4 separate regions of the Mus musculus genome follow, and all the other regions are linked to region 3. Evidence: chromatin loops called from intact Hi-C (ENCODE). Cell type or tissue: left cerebral cortex. All regions are shown on one strand.

The links. Hi-C counts contacts between places; a loop is a spot of excess contacts. Peaks named below come from ENCODE experiments on the same cell type or tissue, not always from the same donor. Only the 100,000 strongest peaks of a DNase experiment are listed, where the experiment ranks them.
Region 1: it touches region 3 in a loop (2.8-fold over the local background); 11 of 42 quality-filtered maps call a loop at or near these places.
Region 2: a loop joins it to region 3, with 1.9 times the contacts of the local background. A loop is called at or near these places in 4 of 42 quality-filtered maps.
Region 4: a loop joins it to region 3, with 2.5 times the contacts of the local background. A loop is called at or near these places in 14 of 42 quality-filtered maps.

What each region holds. Positions count from the first base shown.
Region 1 is chr3:68,693,589-68,698,588 of GRCm38, forward strand. It overlaps Il12a (interleukin 12a), which reads left to right. Exons shown (of 7, transcript NM_008351.3): 3 at 573-686; 4 at 1,602-1,643; 5 at 1,717-1,758; 6 at 1,849-1,992; 7 at 4,307-4,962. The coding sequence ends at 4,462. Among named protein-coding and RNA genes, the nearest start is that of Il12a, 4.7 kb to the left of the region's middle. In left cerebral cortex, a CTCF peak has its summit at 341; DNase peaks (open chromatin) are centred at 316 and 3,122; H3K27ac peaks cover 1,021 bases.
Region 2 is chr3:68,672,321-68,677,320 of GRCm38, forward strand. No RefSeq gene overlaps it. Among named protein-coding and RNA genes, the nearest start is that of Il12a, 17 kb to the right of the region's middle. In left cerebral cortex, no CTCF peak of the experiment used is centred here; DNase peaks (open chromatin) are centred at 3,038, 3,295, 4,250 and 4,734; H3K4me3 peaks cover 218 bases; H3K27ac peaks cover 2,353 bases.
Region 3 is chr3:68,612,299-68,617,298 of GRCm38, forward strand. It overlaps Iqschfp (Iqcj and Schip1 fusion protein), which reads left to right. Exons shown (of 11, transcript NM_001113419.2): 7 at 4,142-4,259. It overlaps Schip1 (schwannomin interacting protein 1), which reads left to right. Exons shown (of 8, transcript NM_001113421.1): 4 at 4,142-4,259. Among named protein-coding and RNA genes, the nearest start is that of Gm22073, 67 kb to the left of the region's middle. In left cerebral cortex, CTCF peaks have their summits at 490 (motif pointing right), 2,204 (motif pointing right) and 2,981 (motif pointing right); DNase peaks (open chromatin) are centred at 1,169 and 2,965; H3K27ac peaks cover 680 bases.
Region 4 is chr3:68,952,085-68,957,084 of GRCm38, forward strand. All of the region lies in intron 8 of Ift80 (intraflagellar transport 80), which reads right to left. Among named protein-coding and RNA genes, the nearest start is that of Ift80, 50 kb to the right of the region's middle. In left cerebral cortex, a CTCF peak has its summit at 2,625 (motif pointing left); DNase peaks (open chromatin) are centred at 2,617, 4,269 and 4,608; H3K27ac peaks cover 325 bases.

The DNA.
Region 1 (5,000 bases), 81 kb after region 3:
CGCAGGCTTCAGTCAGAGAGCTGTTGACTTCCTAATATGTTGTGTAATTCTGTTCAGTGGTGCTTTCCAGCACACCAGGGAATAAGAGACAGTCCCCGCGTATGTAAATTAAAGCTCAACTAGTATTTAGGGCTTGCAAGTTTGTTACAGCCATCAAGCTGTGACTTTAACAGTTTCCTCTTTAGAAGTTAAACTTGAAAAAAAATAGAGGGAGAGAGAGATTCACAGGGCACAGCTGCTTGGAAAAAGGAAAAGCCACAGGACTCACCAGAAGCAAGCAGCACAGTGTGGCACTGATGCTGATGAGTACAGCCTGCTGCACCCCAGTGTTCACATGGTGAAAAAAATACCCTGCTGGCGGACAGCCTAGGCAAAGGGGGAGGAGAGTAGGGAGAGCGTGCGGGAGGTTGGGTTTCTTAGCTTATGAAGAGCCTGAGTTTCCTACAGGCCAAAGAGATGACGGTTCAGAGTGGCCAGCCTAGGCTCTGCTGATCCACTGCGATGCAGGTCTCAGAGGGAACCAGCTGTCTTGCTGAGAGATTCACCTCAGCTTCTCCTTATGTTTTTCCCAGGCCAGAGAAAAACTGAAACATTATTCCTGCACTGCTGAAGACATCGATCATGAAGACATCACACGGGACCAAACCAGCACATTGAAGACCTGTTTACCACTGGAACTACACAAGGTATGGAGGACCCCCACCCAAAAAACAACAACAACAACAACAAAAAACACAATTAAGAGCCGTGCAGCCAACCTCAGCTGTCTCCAGATACTTACTTGTAGCTATCAAACGTGAGAGTTTTGAAGAAAAAAAAAAAAGTCAACAACCATACAAATACTTCTACAAGCTGAAGGATATACTCGGTAACTAGGAGGTGGCTATGGTGGTATAGACCTTTAATTCCAGCACTTGATGGATAGAGGAAGGCCGGCTCCTGTTAAGTTAGAGGCCAGTCAGGGATACACAGCAAGATTTCATCTTTAAAAAGAAAGGGGGTGGTGTGGCGGGTGAAGCTTACTTATTGAAGTGCTCATGTCACAAGCCTGGGGACCTAAGTTCCCATCCCCAGCACCCATGTAGGAGCTGGGTGTGATGGTTTCACATGCAGAGACAGGAGGATACCTGGGCCAGCTAGTCTAGCCGAATCCATGAGCTGCAGGCCCAGTGAGAGAACCTGTATCAGAAAACAAGAAAGTCAGGAGAGCGGCTGAGAAAGACCCCAAAGATCATCCTCCGATTTCCACGAGTACATGCACCTGCACACACGTGCACACAGGAATCCTATACATAGCCACCCAAAAGCAGTTATGATGGTGAAGTTTCTTTTACTGGAATGAAAAGTTAGTTTGAGAAAAAAATATCAGAGAGATTTATATTAAGAGTGAATGGGTGGGGGGTATGCATGCCTTTAATCTCAGCACTTGATAGGCAGAGGCAGATGGATCTCTGTGAGTTCAAGGCCGGCCTGGTCTACAGAGTAAGTTCCAGGACAGCCAGTGCTACAATAGAAACAGGTGATGGTGATGATGGTGATGATGGCGGTGATGATGATGATGATGACGAAGACAAACTCCTCGGTTTATGATTTTCTTCTAGAACGAGAGTTGCCTGGCTACTAGAGAGACTTCTTCCACAACAGTAAGTAAGCACTCTAAGGGTTCCTTCCCCATGACGGATTCATAACACTGATGCCTGGTCATTCTTTCTCTAGAGAGGGAGCTGCCTGCCCCCACAGAAGACGTCTTTGATGATGGTAAGCCACATCACTTTTCTGAAATGCAGCAGGGTCCTGTAGTTCCAGCCCATCTCAATGATTCCTTGCCCATTGTGTCCTGCGCTCTAGACCCTGTGCCTTGGTAGCATCTATGAGGACTTGAAGATGTACCAGACAGAGTTCCAGGCCATCAACGCAGCACTTCAGAATCACAACCATCAGCAGATCATTCTAGACAAGGGCATGCTGGTGGCCATCGATGAGCTGATGCAGGTAAGCCTTCCTCCTATCAGCCAGCGCTCCTTTTCCATGGTGAAGAGAGGTCCTTTATTAGATATGATAAAATCAGCACAGCTTGGGTTGGGAGAGACCTGAACACCCCCACCCCACCCCACACCCTCATCCCCCAACCATGAAAGGCCTTGCAAGGTTACATTTGCTTAGAGAGCCTTGAGGGGGCCTCTACAATAAGGGCAAATGCAAGCAGCCTTCTACTTGTTGACTCATGATACAAATCAGGCACTTTTCAAATGCTTCTTCTCATACCATCCCCACAACAAGCAAATAAGGTCTCTACAGAGGAGGAAACTGAAGCTTAAGAGGATGAACGAGGGTTCCCTACAAAAGGGTTTTTTGTTGTTTGGTTTGGTTTGGTTTGGTTTGGTTTGGTTTGGTTTTTCCGAGACAGGGTTTCTCTGTATAGCCCTGGCTGTCCTGGAACTCACTTTGTAGATCAGGCTGGCCTCGAACTCAGAACTCCACCTGCCTCTGCCTCCCAAGTGCTGGGATTAAAGGTGTGCGCCACCATTGCCCAGCTTATTGTTGTTTTAAATACATTCTTTTCTTAAAGGTTCAAGATTAGGACTGGAGAGACAGTCCGATGATTAAGAGGACTTGAGTTTGGCCTGGGGCTCCTATGTAACAAACAGGGTGTGGTCCTGAACTGCTCTCTAACTCCAGAGAGTGGAGACAGGAGGCCTATGGAGGCTTTCTTGCTGCAAGTTTAGCCATGAAATCTCCAGGTTCAGGGAGAAAGCATGCCTCAAAGAAATAAGATGGAGAGTCACGTGATCTCTTCTCTGGCTTCTGCATGGTGTAGGCACAGATATGCACATGTTTGAGTGCATACAATACAGGCAAACATACACGTGTCCTTTTTAAAATGTATAGGATGGACATTCTAGGGGCTGCACACATATTCAAATATTACTAGGGGAAGCACTTGGGGCTGGTGTCCAAGTATAATCTATTTTGAACCAAAATGTGACCAAAATGAAAAGTGGTCTTACATCTAGGTAATTACAGTGTTAGGTATCCGTGGGAACTTTGCTGTACCACCAGTAACACAAAGCACAGGAGTGTGCACACCAGAGACAAGCACCTTGGCAACCAAGGCGTGGGATGAACATATGTTCAGAAGTCACTGCCTGGAAAGCAATTGTTTTTCATTTCATACATACTGTCTTGCACAGGGTTTCTATGTCTTAGATAAAATATCATGACGGAAAGCAAGTTGGGGAGGAAAGGGTTTATTTCATCTTGTAGAGTGTAGTGAGTCTATTACCCAGGGAAGTGGAGGCAGAAGCTGATGCTGGAGAGGACTCCTGGTGACTGGAGTGCTCCACATGACTTGCTCAGTGTGCTTTGTATAGCACCCAGGACCACCAGGCTAGGGTGAGCTGGTGCCTCCCACATCAACTGTCAATCAAGAAAATCACCAGAGGCTTGCCCACTGGCCAATCTGGCTGGAGGTGTTTTTCTCAATGACCACAGGCTTGTGTAGAGTTAACATAAAAGCACCCAGGACATTACATATTGCCAGATGACTCCTTTGAAAGACAGTGAAGTTTATGCAGGTCAAACAACCTATCATGTAGAGATTTGTAATGGATATTGCATGAACAAGGCCAGAAGTCAGGTGATTTGGATAGTAGGAAGAGGTCTACCAGGGACCAGCCAACTATGCTGACAGGGTTAACTCTTGTCAGCCTGTTTGTAAAATAAGATGACTTTAAATAGCCTATGTCTCTCTTGAGATTTTTGTGAGGAGCAAGCAAAAATCTTAAACATCACAGAAACCTAAGTTCTTATTCTATGTTATGAAATCAAAGGATCGAGTGGGGAAACACGGTACTGGCTTGTTTATCTACCACAAATAGCGTTTCTATCAGAGATAGGTCTGTTGTTGATAATAAGCTCTAATCCATAGATCCTACTTACCCTCCAACTCCCTCCTCTAAAAGAACAGGACTTCTTAACATAATTTATAAAAATTAATTAGCTATTGCTGCAGGTGCTACCTCATAGACTCACACCTTCTGAGAGATCAGCTCTAATGACAATTTCTTTCTGGAAAATTTAGGGGTCTTGTCAGAGATCATTAAAAACATAGGTATATGCTCACAAAAGAGTATTTCTTCCCTCTTTTCCTGCAGGAACACAGCAGGAGTAGATGTGAAATGGGTCTAGGAGTGTGATGAGGGGCTAGGTTGCAGGCCCTGGACTTTGCATTGACTGTCTCCCATTTTGCAGACAAACATTCTAATTTTTAAATTGTGCATATGCTATGCTTGGTGTTTCTTTCTAGTCTCTGAATCATAATGGCGAGACTCTGCGCCAGAAACCTCCTGTGGGAGAAGCAGACCCTTACAGAGTGAAAATGAAGCTCTGCATCCTGCTTCACGCCTTCAGCACCCGCGTCGTGACCATCAACAGGGTGATGGGCTATCTGAGCTCCGCCTGAAAGGCTCAAGGCCCTCTGCCACAGCGCCCTCCTCACACAGATAGGAAACAAAGAAAGATTCATAAGAGTCAGGTGGTCTTGGCCTGGTGGGCCTTAAGCTCCTTCAGGAATCTGTTCTCCCATCACATCTCATCTCCCCAAAGGTGGCACAGCTACCTCAGCATGGTCCCCTCCATCGCTTCTCTCATATTCACTATACAAGTTGTTTGTAAGTTTTCATCAAAATATTGTTAAGGGGCGAAGACGTCCTCCCCTCAATGTGTTAGCAGAAGAGCAAGAACTGATAAGCTATTGTTTTTGTGCCAAAGTGTTTATGAAAACACTCAGTCACCCCTTATTTAAAAATATTTATTGCTATATTTTATACTCATGAAAGTACATGAGCCTATTTATATTTATTTATTTTCTATTTATTATAATATTTCTTATCAGATGAATTTGAAACATTTTGAAACATACCTTATTTTGTGGTTCTAATAAAGTAATGTTATCACTTCACAGATGTTCTTGGAGTCTCTATCTATCTATCTATAGATTA
Region 2 (5,000 bases), 60 kb after region 3:
ACCTATGGGCTAAAGATAGCTACCAGCCACCATAATCAGAAATACATTGTCCTAAAGGAACACCTTAGTTCCTGAAAGATCTTCCCTCCTTCCCAGAAAAGACATAAATAGTTCCCCATTTTAATTAGCCTCCTTCCTTCGCTCCCTCATTATTCCTACCTCAGCTCCCTGGAGTGAAGACACTGATTTGTAAGCAGAGTCTCCCTCATCTTCATTGTTAGGCCACTGGATGACCGTTTTTCCTCTCCTGCCACTCGCTGCCACAGGACCAAATGAACTCTCAACTCTCTTTTGGGTGCCATGGCCACAAATGATGTGTCATAAAGCTCTTCTACAACTACAAACTTCTACAGCCATTTAAAGTAGAAAATGACCACTCTGTAACCAATTGCTTCAGCCAACTGTATCCAGAGTGATAAAGAAGACAATCAAGATCCCAAGCCTCAGTGCCCAGCAAATATTTCCAGCAATGATCACTGTAGAACTAGAGCTGCTTCCCAGGCCTCTTGGCAGGGAGCTCCAGGATCACGACGGCAAAATTTCCTCGATGTTCTACTGGAGTCCCAGGAATGCCAGTGCCCAATGGCCCCAGCCTCCAAGTCTGACTAAATTTACATCTCTGGACATTTCATTTTTGTTCTCTGGAAGTCAGAGACCATTTAATCTTCTAATCATTTATATTCTTTATTTATTTTCTTTTTATTTTTTATGTGTATGGGTGTTTTTCATCTGCATGTATGTATGTGCACCACATGCTTGTCTGGTACTCGTGGAGGTCAGAAGAGGGTGTTGGCTCCACTGGAAATGGAGTTGCAGACAGTTGTGAGCTGCCATGTGGGTGCTGAAAATTGAATCTTCCCAGAGATAGCTGATGAAAAAACTAATGAACTAGAATATGGAATACACACACACACACACACACACACACACACACACACACATATATATATATATATATATCCACAGTGCAGCACAGAAACACAAAAAATTGAAATCAAGAGAAAAGGATAAAAAATATAGAAGATATATTTGAAGGTCTACCACACATTTAATCTGTGACAAAAAGAACCACATATAATGAAACACTATCTATACTGGCTAGTTTTGTGTCAACTTGACACAGGCTGGAGTTATCACAGAGAAAGGAGCTTCATTTGGGGAAATGCCTCCACGAGATCCAGCTGTAAGGCATTTTCTCAATTAGTGATCAAGGGTGGAAGGCCCCTTGTGGGTGGTGCCAACTCTGGGCTGGTAGTCTTGGTTCTATAAGACAGCAGGCTGAGCAAGCCAGGGAAAGCAAGCCAGTAAAGAGCATCCCTCCATGGCCTCTGCATCAGCTTCTGCTTCCTGACCTGCTTGAGTTCCAGTCCTGACATCCTTTGGTGATCAACAGCAGTATGGAAGTATAAGCTGAATAAATCCTTTCCTCCCCAACTTGCTTCTTGGTCATGATATTTTGTCCAGGAATAGAAACCCTGACTAAGACACTATCTGAAGAGATAATGGCTGAGAGGGTTTCAAAACTAGCCAATGATACTAATCCATGATTCAAAAACCCAAACTAGCTGCCTGTTATCTAGTACCTGTTAACCTCTTAACAAGCACAACAGAAATCATGACAAAGGATTTCAGTCTACTGATGAGGATGCCATCAATAGACTGAAAGAAGATTAGAGCCACCTCAAATTTTATACCCAACAAACATATCCTTTAAGAAAGAAGAAAAAGTAATCCATTTTTTTAAAAAACCTGAGAAATTTTCCCATCATAACATCTGTGTGAAAATGAATTCAGAAGACTATACTTTTCACAGTAGAGTCATTTCCAAGGAGAGAGCTGAGCTGTGGGAAGAGATAAGAACAAAGAAAGCAGCACGTGTTTAAAGTTAAATCAACACTGAGTTGCCTTTAATTCTAGCACATGAAGAAGAGACAGGTGTGCCATCATAAGAGTCTGAGGTCAGTCTGATTTACATAGCAAGTTCTGAGCCAACCAGAATTACATAATACAACTTTGTTTAAAAGAAAAATATCTATCTTGGTGCTTTTTAAATATATATATATATATATATATATATATATATATATATATACACACACAAACACACACACACATATATATACACATATACATGCACATACATACACACACATACATACATACACACACACACACACACACACACACACACACACATACTTGGTAGAGTGTTTGCCTTGCCCATATGAGTATGACACCTGTTTATAATCTGGACCCTATAATATTTCTTAAAATGGTTTAGTTTTTTTGAAGACACAAGCAATAACAGGCTCATTATAGAAGAACAAATAATTTTTTTAAAGAAAGGAACACACTACACACACACATACACACTTGCACACATGAAACTCAAAATCACCCTCATCCCTTCCTCAAAAACACAGAACATGGCTATGTGTGTATGACCCCAAAAGTCTGGGTTTCCCCAAGAAAGACAAGCTATACTTCTGAGGATGGAAGTGTCCCGAGCACCATATAAGAATGACCCCTGCAGGTTAGTTTTCAGGAAGCAGGTAGTTTATTAATCAAGGCCTTGCAGAGCAAGAGAAAGGACTCTGGTGGGAGTTGAGGGCCCCAGATCTCTTCTGGCTCTTGACATAAATCATTAACTTGACTTTAGCAGGTCACCTCTCCACTCTGGGTCATATTACGTTACTACCTCCATTGAACAAAGGGTTTGGAAATGAAGCCCTTTAAGGTTCCTTCCAATAAGGAAAACACATACCTTTGTGATTACTTTTAGAGTGCAACTTAGAGAATCAGTCTCAGAAAATATCTATAGACACAGCCTCTGTGGTTGAAGCTGTTTGTAACCATCAGAGAAAATGGCTCAAAATGGCCAGCACTTCTCCAGACCTGCTGCATCTATGCACAGCCCTGTTGGCAGTTTTCACAGTATATTTTTAAACAGCAGCTATTATATGGACGTCATTTCTTCATTTCTGCTTCCCAAGTTCCTCTGACACCTCTATTTCCGTTCCTGAATGCTACGGGAATAGCTTGCCTCACTTCACATGTCGGTGTGGATTAGCACAGAGGCAGAGGACGCTCATCTGAACTGGCAGAGATTAAATAATTGAGACAGACCATAAAAGCTTTTTATGCTAGTGTTCTTACATATCATCTAGGGACAACCCACTTCTGTTTAATGCCTTCCTGACCCATTTTGGGGTTCACAGAGACATGCTGGGACACTGTTCACAAGGTGTTTGTACCGACTCCTTGGCAAGCAAATGGAATATCCTTGAAAGGTGGAAGTCGCACATCCATATCGGTAAAATTCAGACTCTGGGGCTCTGTGTCTGATGTAGGAGCCGCAGTGGATGCTGGGAAATAAGCCGGCTTCTCTGTAAGAGCAGCCAGTGCTCTTAACTGCTGCACCATCTCGCCAGCCTCTTACCTCGGTGTTGCTGTTTTGCTTTTTAGTTGTTGATGTTTTTTTGTTGTTTTTGTTGTTGGTTTGGTTTGGTTTGGTTTGGTTTGGTTTGGTTTGGTTTGGTTTTTGGTTTTTCGAGACAGTGTTTCTCTGTGTCCTGGATTTCTTAAGCTTTCTTTTATTTCTTTGGTATGAGCTATGTAGAGTGTACCTTCATGCCTTCTTATTGTATCCTGGGGGTAGTAAGTAACCTTTAGGTACCTTTGCCCCCTGTAATGCCTCCCTTTCTACCCGGACTATACTTAGACCAGCTTTGGTGAATGAATCAAGTCACAAACTCTTTGGCCTTTTGTTTGCTTTTTAAATTTTGTTGTTTCCTTAGGCCAGCTATCCTTGAACTCAAAATCCTCCTCTCTCAGCCTTCACACTGGGACTCCTGGCATGAGCTAGGGTGTCCAGCTGTCCTTGGCCATTTCAAAAGTAAACAAGGTAGAAACAAATACAGAAAAGACTTAGCAGTCCCGAGTGACCTGATGCTCACCCTCTGTCTCCCCACCGCCCTGCTCCCCTCCCCCCACCCCAGTGCATTTCATTTTGGTTGGCTGATATTCTCCGAGTAAGTTGCAAATCGCCATATTTGCACAAGTCTACACTGACTTATGTTGTTAATTTGAGGGGTGCCAGTTATGGTGAGCAAATCCAAGGTTTTTAATGTGTGCTAAATCAGTGCCCGATCTCTCAGATACGCCCTTAACCCTCTAAAGAAGGCAGCCTTGTGCACACGTGCCAAGCAGTTATCTTTATAAATAGTTCATCAAGCAATTCCCGCTTATAAAATCTGTCTTTTTTTGCTATGCCCACCCAGAGCTTGTTCAGAACTCAAAGCAGGGAGTCTGTGCCTCTGTACGCATGTGATCAGATATAATTCAAATAATGCAAAAATAGTTAAGGAAGAAAGGGGAGCAAATTTAAAATAAATATTTGCAGTTTGGGGCTTCCAAGCTCTGCCATTTCCTTCGTTTCCAATCACACAATCATATTCAGCTTATTATGTAGTTCGTGTCTTGCTCTCAGCCTTCCCCCCACCCCCACCCCGTCCTTTCCCCCAAGTGTTTTTGAGTCCCTGATACCGCCCCCCGCCCCCCACGCCCCGCCCCAGGTGCAGAGGAGCCAGTGCCTGGCACCCAGTACACATGTTTGGTGGCTTTCCGTTGAGTGACTCATTGCTCAAGCAGGCACTCCAGCTGCCTTCCTTACCCTGACTCCCTCCCACCTCCTTCTGCCCAGTTCCAAACTTGAGTTTATCCAACACTCATTTTTCTCGGCTTCTGCTATTCTTAGGCTGCGGAGAGATGCTGAGGGGGAAACTCAGACTTCTGTCAAGTGGGTCTCCACGGAAGCAGACCGCCAACCCTCACACAGGCCCCGCGTTTATCTCCTGGTACCGCGACAGGATGTTGCACACAGTGATCTTCAAACTCAGCTGTGGCCACAGCCGTGACTCCGTGACAGTTACTGGCAACGTTTTGGCTGATTCTCTCCACTTCCTATGCCGTCCCTCTCCAACTTCCCTGTTCCTAAGCTG
Region 3 (5,000 bases):
GAGTTAGGATGCTTGCTGTGCAAGCGTGAGAACCTGAGTCGAGTTCAAGTCCCTAGGATCCACACAAAAGTTGGGCATGTCAACAATGTCTCTAACCTCAGGATTGGAGGCATGAAGACTGGTAGATCCTGAAGTTCACTGGTCAGACAGCCTAGCCAAAACTTCAAGTTCAGTGAAAGACCCTGTCTCAAAAGAATAAAATGGATAGAGTTAAGGAAAAATCTCCTCTGACCTACAAGTGTAGATTCATATACTGCGTGTGCGTGCGTGCGCGCGGGCACACACACACACACACACACACACACATTAAATATTCATACATTGCCTAAGCCATATTCTCATTTCTAGAACTAGAAAACAAGAAGGAACTTTCAGAGCTGCCCTCAGACCAGACTTTAATCAGCCCAACCTAAGACCAAGGACACAAGCCTGATTTTTTTTTTTTAAGATTTATTTATTATATGTAAGTACACTGTAGCTGTCTTAAGACTCTCCAGAAGAGGGCATCAGATCTCATTACAGATGGTTGTGAGCCACGTTGCTGGGGTTTGAACTCAGGACCTTCAGAAGTGCAGTCAGTGCTCTTAACCACTGAGCCATCTCGCCAGGCCCCACAAGCCTGACTTATGATCTTTTCCACCCTCCTGGAAGTTACCAGAAAACTTAAAACCATGACGTTGCTTATGTCTGGCGAACACAAGTCTTGTTTCTGCATTTTTTAAAAAAAAATGGACTTTTTACCCCTTCAGCACTAGCAGTCAGATCCAGGGCCTTGCTTGTCATAGGCCAGTGTTCTACCCCTGAGCTCTATGCCAATTCCTCAGCCTTTAGAGACAACAACTCCTCATGCAGCCCAGGATGGCCTCAACTCTCAACCTTCCTGCCTCTGTTTCCTGTGTGTGGGATTACGGGTATCACTGCCTGAAGAAGAGCTGTTTTGGGATTTTGGTTTTGTTGGCTTACTGAGTTGTATACCATTGGCTATGCTTTAAGATCTCCTTTGGTAGCAATGAACATCCTGTGTCTGCCATCCTCCAAGCCCAACTGCAGACGATGCTCTTCTCACTCACTGTAAAACACACCTCTTGAGTCTCCCCATTCATGCCCTTCCACTTAAGCAATCCACACCATCCCACGGGAGCCACTTCTGCTCGCGCTGGAATGCTGAAATCATGTCTTCAACAAGTTCTGAGCCTCCTCCAGCAACCACCCTCTATCCTCCATCCCCTCTAGAGGGGATGCTTCTGTGTAGCTCTGCTGTATGACATCTGTGTGGTCCATAATGAAGAGATTCCAGGGGTAATCACCACCTAGACCTTCCAGAAATCAAATCAACCAGCAAGACAGACTACCTGTGCCATTTTTTTTTAACGCAATGTTCTGATAAATACTTAGAGAGATGTCTCAGACCAGACTCTTCTGGCTTCCACAAGCACTCATACTTGTGTGTGTGTGTGTGTGTGTGTGTGTGTCTGTGTGTGTGTGTCTGTGTGTCTGTGTGTGTCTGTGTGTCTGTGTGTGTACACTCATATAGTCCCAAACACACATAAACAAAATAAATTTCTTTTAAAACATCAAATGACCCCGAATGATAGCTTCCATAAGCAAAATCTTTTATTTCACCTGGTGTTGGGCTCGAGAGACCAAGGAAGACTGAACTAAGCAGGATTTAAGTGAGGTAGCAAAAGGTCAGAGACCCAGGGAAGTGCACTTTTCAGAAATAAACTGTGCAGACAGCTGTGAATCTCACTGCCAGGCAGGAAGGCGGGAGTGGGGATTATCTGTTCTTTGACTCCATGGCACAGAGGCCTTCAGAAGACCTGGTGGCCCTATCACCCTTCAGCCAAGCCTCTCTGCTTGGGGAAAGTGGTTGAGTTTCACCCAGAGCTGTCTTCCTCCTAAAATGCGATTAAAGGCTAAAGGCAAAGAAATCCCCCTCGAAATGGGAGCCCATTGAAGATGTCTTTACTAAAACCCTTTCTTAATCAGCCATGATGTCCCATTGTCCCTGTGAGCAGCTTTCTTACTGCTGTAAGGAATTACAAGCCCTCCCCCCACCCCACCCCCATCCCACCCACCCAAGCTTCATTCAGTTTCCCACCGGGCTACTATGCTACTAAGGTGGGGTGGGGGCTCTGAATCTGTACTGGAAGCATTCTTGAAGTCCCCCCAGCTGTTAGAAGTTCCTTGTGGGTGGTTGGCCAGTTGGGGGCAGAGCTGTAGAATTTATAATCATTTTTTGCTCAGAATGAAGATATTTGTCCGTGGGCATCTTTAACTTGGTTTTGTGATATCCTTTCTTGCTGGTTGTTTATGTTTTTAGTTTTCTCTCCAGCAGGCAGCTTCTTTGTGAGACTTTATTCATATCTAGGAAATGCTATATAACCCTTGACTGGAGTGAGATTCAAATGCGTCCCCAGACTGTCCTTGCTATCACCTTCCGAACCATAGATCTTGATTTTATTGTTAAAATTTCTTGATTCTACTTTTTAGATGAACTGCAGATATCAAAAATCTGCTAAACTCAGCGTGTCTGGATCAAAGGGAAATCTGAACATACTAGATACCGCAAGATACGTGAAGAAAATTTAAAGGAGGCAGGTCCCGGCACAACTGTAGGGCCAGCTGCTGACTAGTTATGGATGGCGTGAGTGAGTCTTCCTTCAGACAGCAGACTATCATGGGGTGGCTTTCAGTGTGGGAGCAGTGTTAGGGTACAGTCCCTTTAGAAAGTCACGTCAGCTCTAAGAGTCTCTGTGTTTTTGCCCAGCTTCCAGAAAGTGGAGAAAGGAAGGTAGGTCATATGTACAGAGCACCCTCCCCATGCCAAGCTCTGAGCAAACTCAGGGTTTGGAACCCGCTGTAAACCAGTCATCCTGTGGCCTGCTTCCTTTCAGCTCTGGGCCTGGCCTCCTCATCTGTGTCAGGAAGGTTTTTTAAGGGAAAACTAAGCCGGAGCTTGTACAATTATAAAGTCTAACAATAGGTGGCAGTACATATCCATCTTAATCGCAGTGCTGAGACTAAATGGGGGAGCAAGTGTAGTCATGAGCAAGACGTGCAAAGCTTCTCCATCATTAGGATAAAGACAACCAAACAATGTCAAGTATTAGATTAGATCCTTGCAGCATGAATAACACCAGAGCAAATTTGGTGTCCTTTGCCCCAAAGTGGGCTTAGAATGGCTCCCTATGGCCCCTTCTGGCACCCCACCCCCATACATACCCACACACACATACAAGACTTACTTTCCCACAGGACTGGGATGCTGGAGACCCTGAGAATGACCAAATAGTACTGAGAGGATATGGTTCACCTTTAAAAGCTAGTTAGGACCAAGAGCGGAGCCCACCGTCTGGCCACGGTCATCGCAGTGCTTGTCCTGTCTGACTCCAGACCATCCTTTCTGGAGTTTCAGACTCCTGAGCTCCCAAGAGGAGTCTGTTCTCATGGTGCTGGGTGTGGGGGCCAGTCTGCAGAAGCGCATGCGTGCTGTGACTTCCAACACCCTGGGATTTGCTTCTGCCTCTTGGGGTAAACAGACCTGTGGTGTTTTTGTCTTTGAGTGACAGAAGTTGCGCTTCCTCTGTTGGCTTTTGGCAACCGCTTTAAATAAAGGTTCTCATTGAGTGTCCCTGTCTTCCTGGAGGGGAAGGAAACTTTCTTCATAGTCTTGGGACACTGGTTCTTGTGAACTTGTTTGGGTTGTCCTTCTAAAGCAGAATTCGAAATAGCATTCCACCACATTATTGGCTCAAGTCTGTTCATCTCGAGTGGCAGAACTGCAAACACAAAACATCTTTCTGTATGGGCCAGCTCTGTGTTTGTTATCCACTGGGTGCTATAACGTAGAGCGTTAAGCGACAAACTGATGTGGAAAAAAGACCGGAATTCTGGGAGGCCCTCTGATAAACTTTTTAATTGCAGGAAAGAATTGGCTGAGGCAGAAGGATTGCCATCCCAGGCTACGTAGCAAAATCCTGTCTCAACCACAACAGAAGGAAATGTAGAATGATTTGGGTCACTAAGTTCTCCACATGAAGAGCACATAGAACTGTTTTGATAGTTAACCCCGTTTAATCAGCTACAGTCAGGTAACAAATAGCTAAGCAGAATGACTGTCCCGCTTGTTCCCACCCAGACTACAGAGCGGGATGAACCTCCAGATATGCTTTGTCAATGACAGCGGCAGTGACAAGGACAGCGATGCAGATGACAGTAAGACGGAAACCAGCTTGGACACGCCCTTGTCCCCCATGGTAAGTCCACGTGGCCACCGGCCGAGCCGTTATCTTGTCTTTTTTCCTGGCTGTTCAGTGTTTATTCTGTTGTGAATCTGCAGCAGCCCTTCTGGGAGGGGCTGGGGTTACACGCTTCAGGAACTTGACAATGGGGCTGCAGAGATGGCTCAGTGGTCAAGAGCACTGACTGCTCTTCTAGAGGTCCTGAGTTCAATTCCCAGCAACCACATGGTGGCTCACAACCATCTGTCATGGGATCTGATGCTCTCTTCTGGTGTGTCTGAAGAAAGCGACAGTGTACTCACGTACATAAAATAAATAAATCTTTAAAAAAAGAAAAAGGGATTTGACAATGACCACAAAATCAAAATCAGGATACAGTAAATACGGCTTATTAAAGTTGTTGACTATGAGAGAAATCACTTACTAGTCTAGAGATTATAAAATGTAGCTGGGCATGGTGGTGTGTGCTTATAATCCCAGCACTTGGGGGTCGGTGGCAGGAGGATCACAAGTTTGAGGTCAGCCTAGGATACGTAGTGAGTTCAAAGCTGCCTAGGGATAGATAAGGAATAGCTACATCCCTTATCTATTCCTTACATATAATGGAGCTAAGTGTGGAAGAAGGAATCCTTTCTCATTGGGCTTTGAACTACAGGCTCAGCCCTTTCTCACATGTTTCAGAAGTCAAAAATAATCATGACTGCTTGCTACTGGGATGTTTTTCCCTCTGTGGTATCTTGTTCCGATGACCAAGAG
Region 4 (5,000 bases), 340 kb after region 3:
GTCAAAAGCGGGCCACCTACACACCGACACACCGCTCTGAGAACAACCACAGATTGTTCCAGCCCTAATTCAGCGCCGGGATGTCCTGACCTCAAGATACCCTGATACCGCCAAGTTCCTGCTTCCCCGTGTAACTACCTAAGAATGTGCAATTCTATTGCCCCCCCCCTCCCACTGATAAATACTTCTCCTTTTGCTTGTATTGCCCCATCCATCCCGCTGATAAGTATCTGTACTTCCCCGTTTCCTTGTGCAATTCTACTGCCCCATCCTTCCTGCTGAAAGGCACTTCCCCTTTTGCTTGTGTATTTAAACCTTGGGCCTGGCTAATACATTTTGGGGTCTTGATACAACTTCAGAACGGTTTCCGTGTCGTTATTCGTACAAGACCCTCGTCTCTCTCTACCCCCCATTTGGTTATTAGGAGGAGGTCCCCTCGAGATCCTCGAATAACTGGACCTGCTGGACAGGTCACCTCTGCCTCCCAAGTGCTGGGATTAAAGTTGAATAATTTTTTGAGCCTCTCAATCTTAGACAGCAGAAAAGAATCCTTTTGCTTTGTGGTTTATAGTTTATGGTTTCTAACAAAGTTGGTTCTACACCAAACATGAAAATGCAACTATAAATTCCTCTTTGTCTTTCATTATAAAGTCAGAAATTCACTAACATAAATAGGATATTTCTCAGAGGATTAAACTAAAAACTTCAAGTAAATCTGAAATGGCTTGAGATAAAAAATGACTGCCCCGCCTCCTTCTCCATGACTAGGACTCTGCCCTCGGCACCAGCTCGCCTGGCTACTACACTCGAGCCCTGCCAACTGTGTTCCTATCATCTCCCCCAGCATACCTGCAAACATATGATTACACCAGGCTTGTATGCCTAGCCTAGACAAGGCTACCCATCTCTCCCCTGGTACCAACATGCAAAATTAGGAAATGGATTTTTTTTCTTAACGATTTATTTATTATTATATCTAAGTACACTGTAGCTGTCTTCAGACACACCAGAAGAGGGCATCAGATCTCATTACGGATGGTTGTGAGCCACCATGTGGTTGCTGGGATTTGAACTCAGCACCTTTGTAAGAGCAGTCAGTGCTCTTAACCACTGAGCCATCTCTCCAGCCAGGGACCTGGATTTTTGATGTAGTCTGCATTCGTTAATATAAAGGGTGTTCATTTTAAGTCACTTTCCAGCATGTACATTGAGGGAGGGGGACACAAGTCACTTAGCTGGGAAAAACAGACAGGAAAAAAAAAAAAAAAGACCCTGGATATGCACACAGAAGCAAAGACAAAAGACACAAAGGGAATGCTTTTCGTTTTCTTAGCAATCTACTTCTTGGTTCCTAAGGCCTACCTAAATCTTCCCTGGGCCTCTAAAAGATTCCTCTGTATCTTTATATCTCTTTGTTTAAAGACTTCTACTTGCATACAACCACAATAAACTGTAGAAATCTAAAGTCACAGGTCAGTCATTGCTCTAGCACAGTTTGAGATTCTCCCACATTTGGTGTGCCCTGAGCAGTTTTACTTCTTGTAGTAAAAGGCAATAAAAAAGCAATTGGTACTCGTAAGAAGTAAGTGGCATGTCCTGTGACAGAGACAAGATGGCACAGGATGGTGGGGTTAACAGAATGGATGATCATTTAGCCCTGAGCTAATGTACACGGGGAATATAAAGGCGCAGGAGGAGCCTTCACTCTGTAACATACCTCTGGAGTTTTAACCCCAGAACTCTAGAAATACACCAAAGCTGCTCCCACACTAAGCAAAAATGTAATAAGTACTTTAAATTTCTTTAGAATAAGCGGCCACACTGAAAGCACAATATTTTTTAAAATTGGCTGAGACTGCCTCTACAAAGTGTTAACTCTGGGGGTGGGGAGATACTCAGGGGTTAAAAGCACAGCCTGCTCCTTCAAAGGACCCAAGTGTGAGTCCCAGCACTCACATGACAGCTCACAACCCTCCGTAAGACCAACTCCACAGGATCCAATGTGCTCATATGGTCTCCAAGGATACCATGTACGCATGCGGAACACAGACATACATGTAAGCAAAATACCCATAAACAGAGAATAAAAAATTGTAAGTGTTATGGTATGGAAGAAAAAGACAAGACTAATTTTCTTGCATTCTCTGAAGTTGTTTATGCAAGTCATTTCCCAACAGAGAAATACCTACTTAAATATAAGACAAAGATGAAAGTCTCAACAACTGCATCTTTTCTACACAACTCCTATACACATCATATATTATACTGCAAGGATCCTCAAAAGTACAATCTTTGGCCTAATTTAAAATTTTCAACTCATAAAGTAACATGCACATAAAGCTGGCTTAAAGTAAGGAGACAGAAGCAGTTCTTACACTCTATGGAAGACTGCTGCTTAGGAGTCGTCTCACATATTACCTCTTAACACGAGGCAAATTGCACTCTATATACATCATTAACAAGGAAAAGTTACACACGGCTGTAAGAAAGTGCCTGCAGGTAATGAATTATTAAATTTACTTTAATTGAATGGATGAGTAAATGAATAGAAGAAAGTTCAGAGAAAATGAGAATTACAAAAAACGTTATCTTCTACACAAGCAATAGCACCCCCTACTGACACAGAAGCTACACTGCTAGCTAATTTAGCCAAAAGTACCTCGCCTCTTCGGAGTTTTCTCCTTACTTCCTATTTTGTCAAATAACTAGTATAATTCATTAACACATTCTGAATGTTTACTTAAAATTACTATGTTAATTTGAATCACATTTTTAGATATCAAAGATAAAAATAAAGTTAAACTATAAGATAAAATAAAAAAATAAATATAAAAATAAAAGATAAAAATAAAGTTTATTATAGAACCTAGAAAAATACGAAAGCAAAAAATTAAATTTTATTCCACAAGCAATTCATTTATACCATGATTTATTTTACTGATCACCCAGTAATGTTCATTTTCTTGGCATATATATTTTTGCATTTCTTGATCATTTAACTTAAAATAATGCTATCTCAGGCTGAATAAATACCTCAATGGTTAAGAACATTTGGTTTCACAACTGCTTGTAACTGTCTTGCTCCAGGGGACCCAGTATAGTGTTCTGGCCTCTGCAGGCTCCCACACACATGTGGCATACACACACATAGATACACACATATACATAAACAGCTAAAAGTAATGCTCTTTCCTGGCTTAACTTTTTGTTCTTTTATTTATTTATTTTGGTGTGCACACATGGTGCTCCCGTGGAGGGGAGAAGACAACTGAGTTGATTCTCTCCCTCTGCCATGTGGGTCTTGGGGATCCGAGTCAGGTCATCAGGATGGGCAGCAAGGACCACACCTGCTTGATATCAGCGAACATTTTATATTTTCTTGAATGCATAACAGCTGTGTCAAAGTGTCAAATTATACTTGAGAAAACCTAAAGTGGATAATGCTTCTATCCATGTGCTACAAAGGAAGGCCATTTTCACATTTTCTGGGGAGTCAAAAATGTATTGCTTTGTCAATTTTAGATGCATAAAACTTGTTACTGAAAAGATAGTATTTCGGAGTTCTGGAGTATTTCTACTTAACTTCAGACTTCTAATTGGGTTCCTTTGGTTGGGTGTTGTGTGCCTTTAATCCGAGCACACGGAGAGCAGAGCCTGGCAGAGCTCGCTCAGTCCGAGACCAGTCTAGTCAACAAGCACTACACAATGGACCCAGGCTCACTGTCTCAAAATGTTTCTGTTGATTTATCAACATTTCTTTAATTATTTTGAGCACATGGCCTCTGTGTAACAGGCTCAGTGCTGGATATCTTAGGAATGGTTTTTGTCACCTTTTTTCCCCCTAAGAATGGGCCATTGTATTCCACTTTTTAGTATGTCTTATATCTTGAGGGTTTTTTGTGTTTTGAAAACTCATTTTTTCTTTTCTTTTAAAAACTGGATATTTCAATACCACCATGTGAATAACTCTGGAAAACAGACTCCTGATTCAGTCTGTGTACTTGCCTGATAGGAACAGCAGTCACCTGCCCATTTAGAGACTTTTCCAGACTGTTAGCCCAGAGACTATTCCTCTCCTGTCTGGTAACTGAAGTCTTCACTGTGGTATTCAACAGTCAGCCAATGACCTGACATAGCCAAACAGAAAGACAACGGCTACCATCCAACCTCTGCCCAGCTGGCTGTGCCTGGGGCACTCCCGTAACACCAAAGCACCACCATCAGGAACTCTGATGTGGCCTCTCCAGTTTGTGAATCACCCACAAGCCACCATCGACAGATGCTGCCTATCTTCCCTGGTCTCCTCATGTGTGTCTGACGCTGGCTTGTATGGTATAAACGATGGATTCCTCAGGAAAAATGAGAGCCCACTAAAGCCCTTGTTCTTTATCTCTCTTCCCCTCTTTCCTAGGTTTCTTTGGGATCAGTCTACTCCCTCCTTCATCTGCCACCCCTCACTCAATTGACTGCTGGTAGCCATTTGAGGAAGGAAGGCAGGCAGGCAGGCAGGCAGGCAGGCAGGCAGACCTTTTCGGTTAAGCACAAGCTTCCTTTCACATTCTTAACGAGCTGCAGGCAATGCATTTTAGGAAAACAGAACAACTGCCAATCAGCTTCCTACTCACAGATGCTCATTCCTCATTTTGCTAGAATACTACTATGATAAACCTGAGGTATATGTTATACAAACTCAGCATGCGTGCACAGTATCTATCAACGTCAACTGCTATAGGCAGGGTTCAGAGCAGAGCTGGCAGAGTGCTTGTTAGACATGCACAAAGCCCCAGCCCCACAAAGGCTGGCCACAACCCTGGCCAGAGTTTATCCCTAAACAGGGACAAGGGAAGGGAAGGGAGGAAAACAAATGCATGGACCAAAGACAAGCTAGAAGAGGACCACCCATAGCACACTCCCGTAAGTAACTCCAGTGAACTCACTGGCTAAGCAAGACCGACCTGGGTGGATCCTTTCCTTGGTCTGTTTACACTGTCATCTGGGGT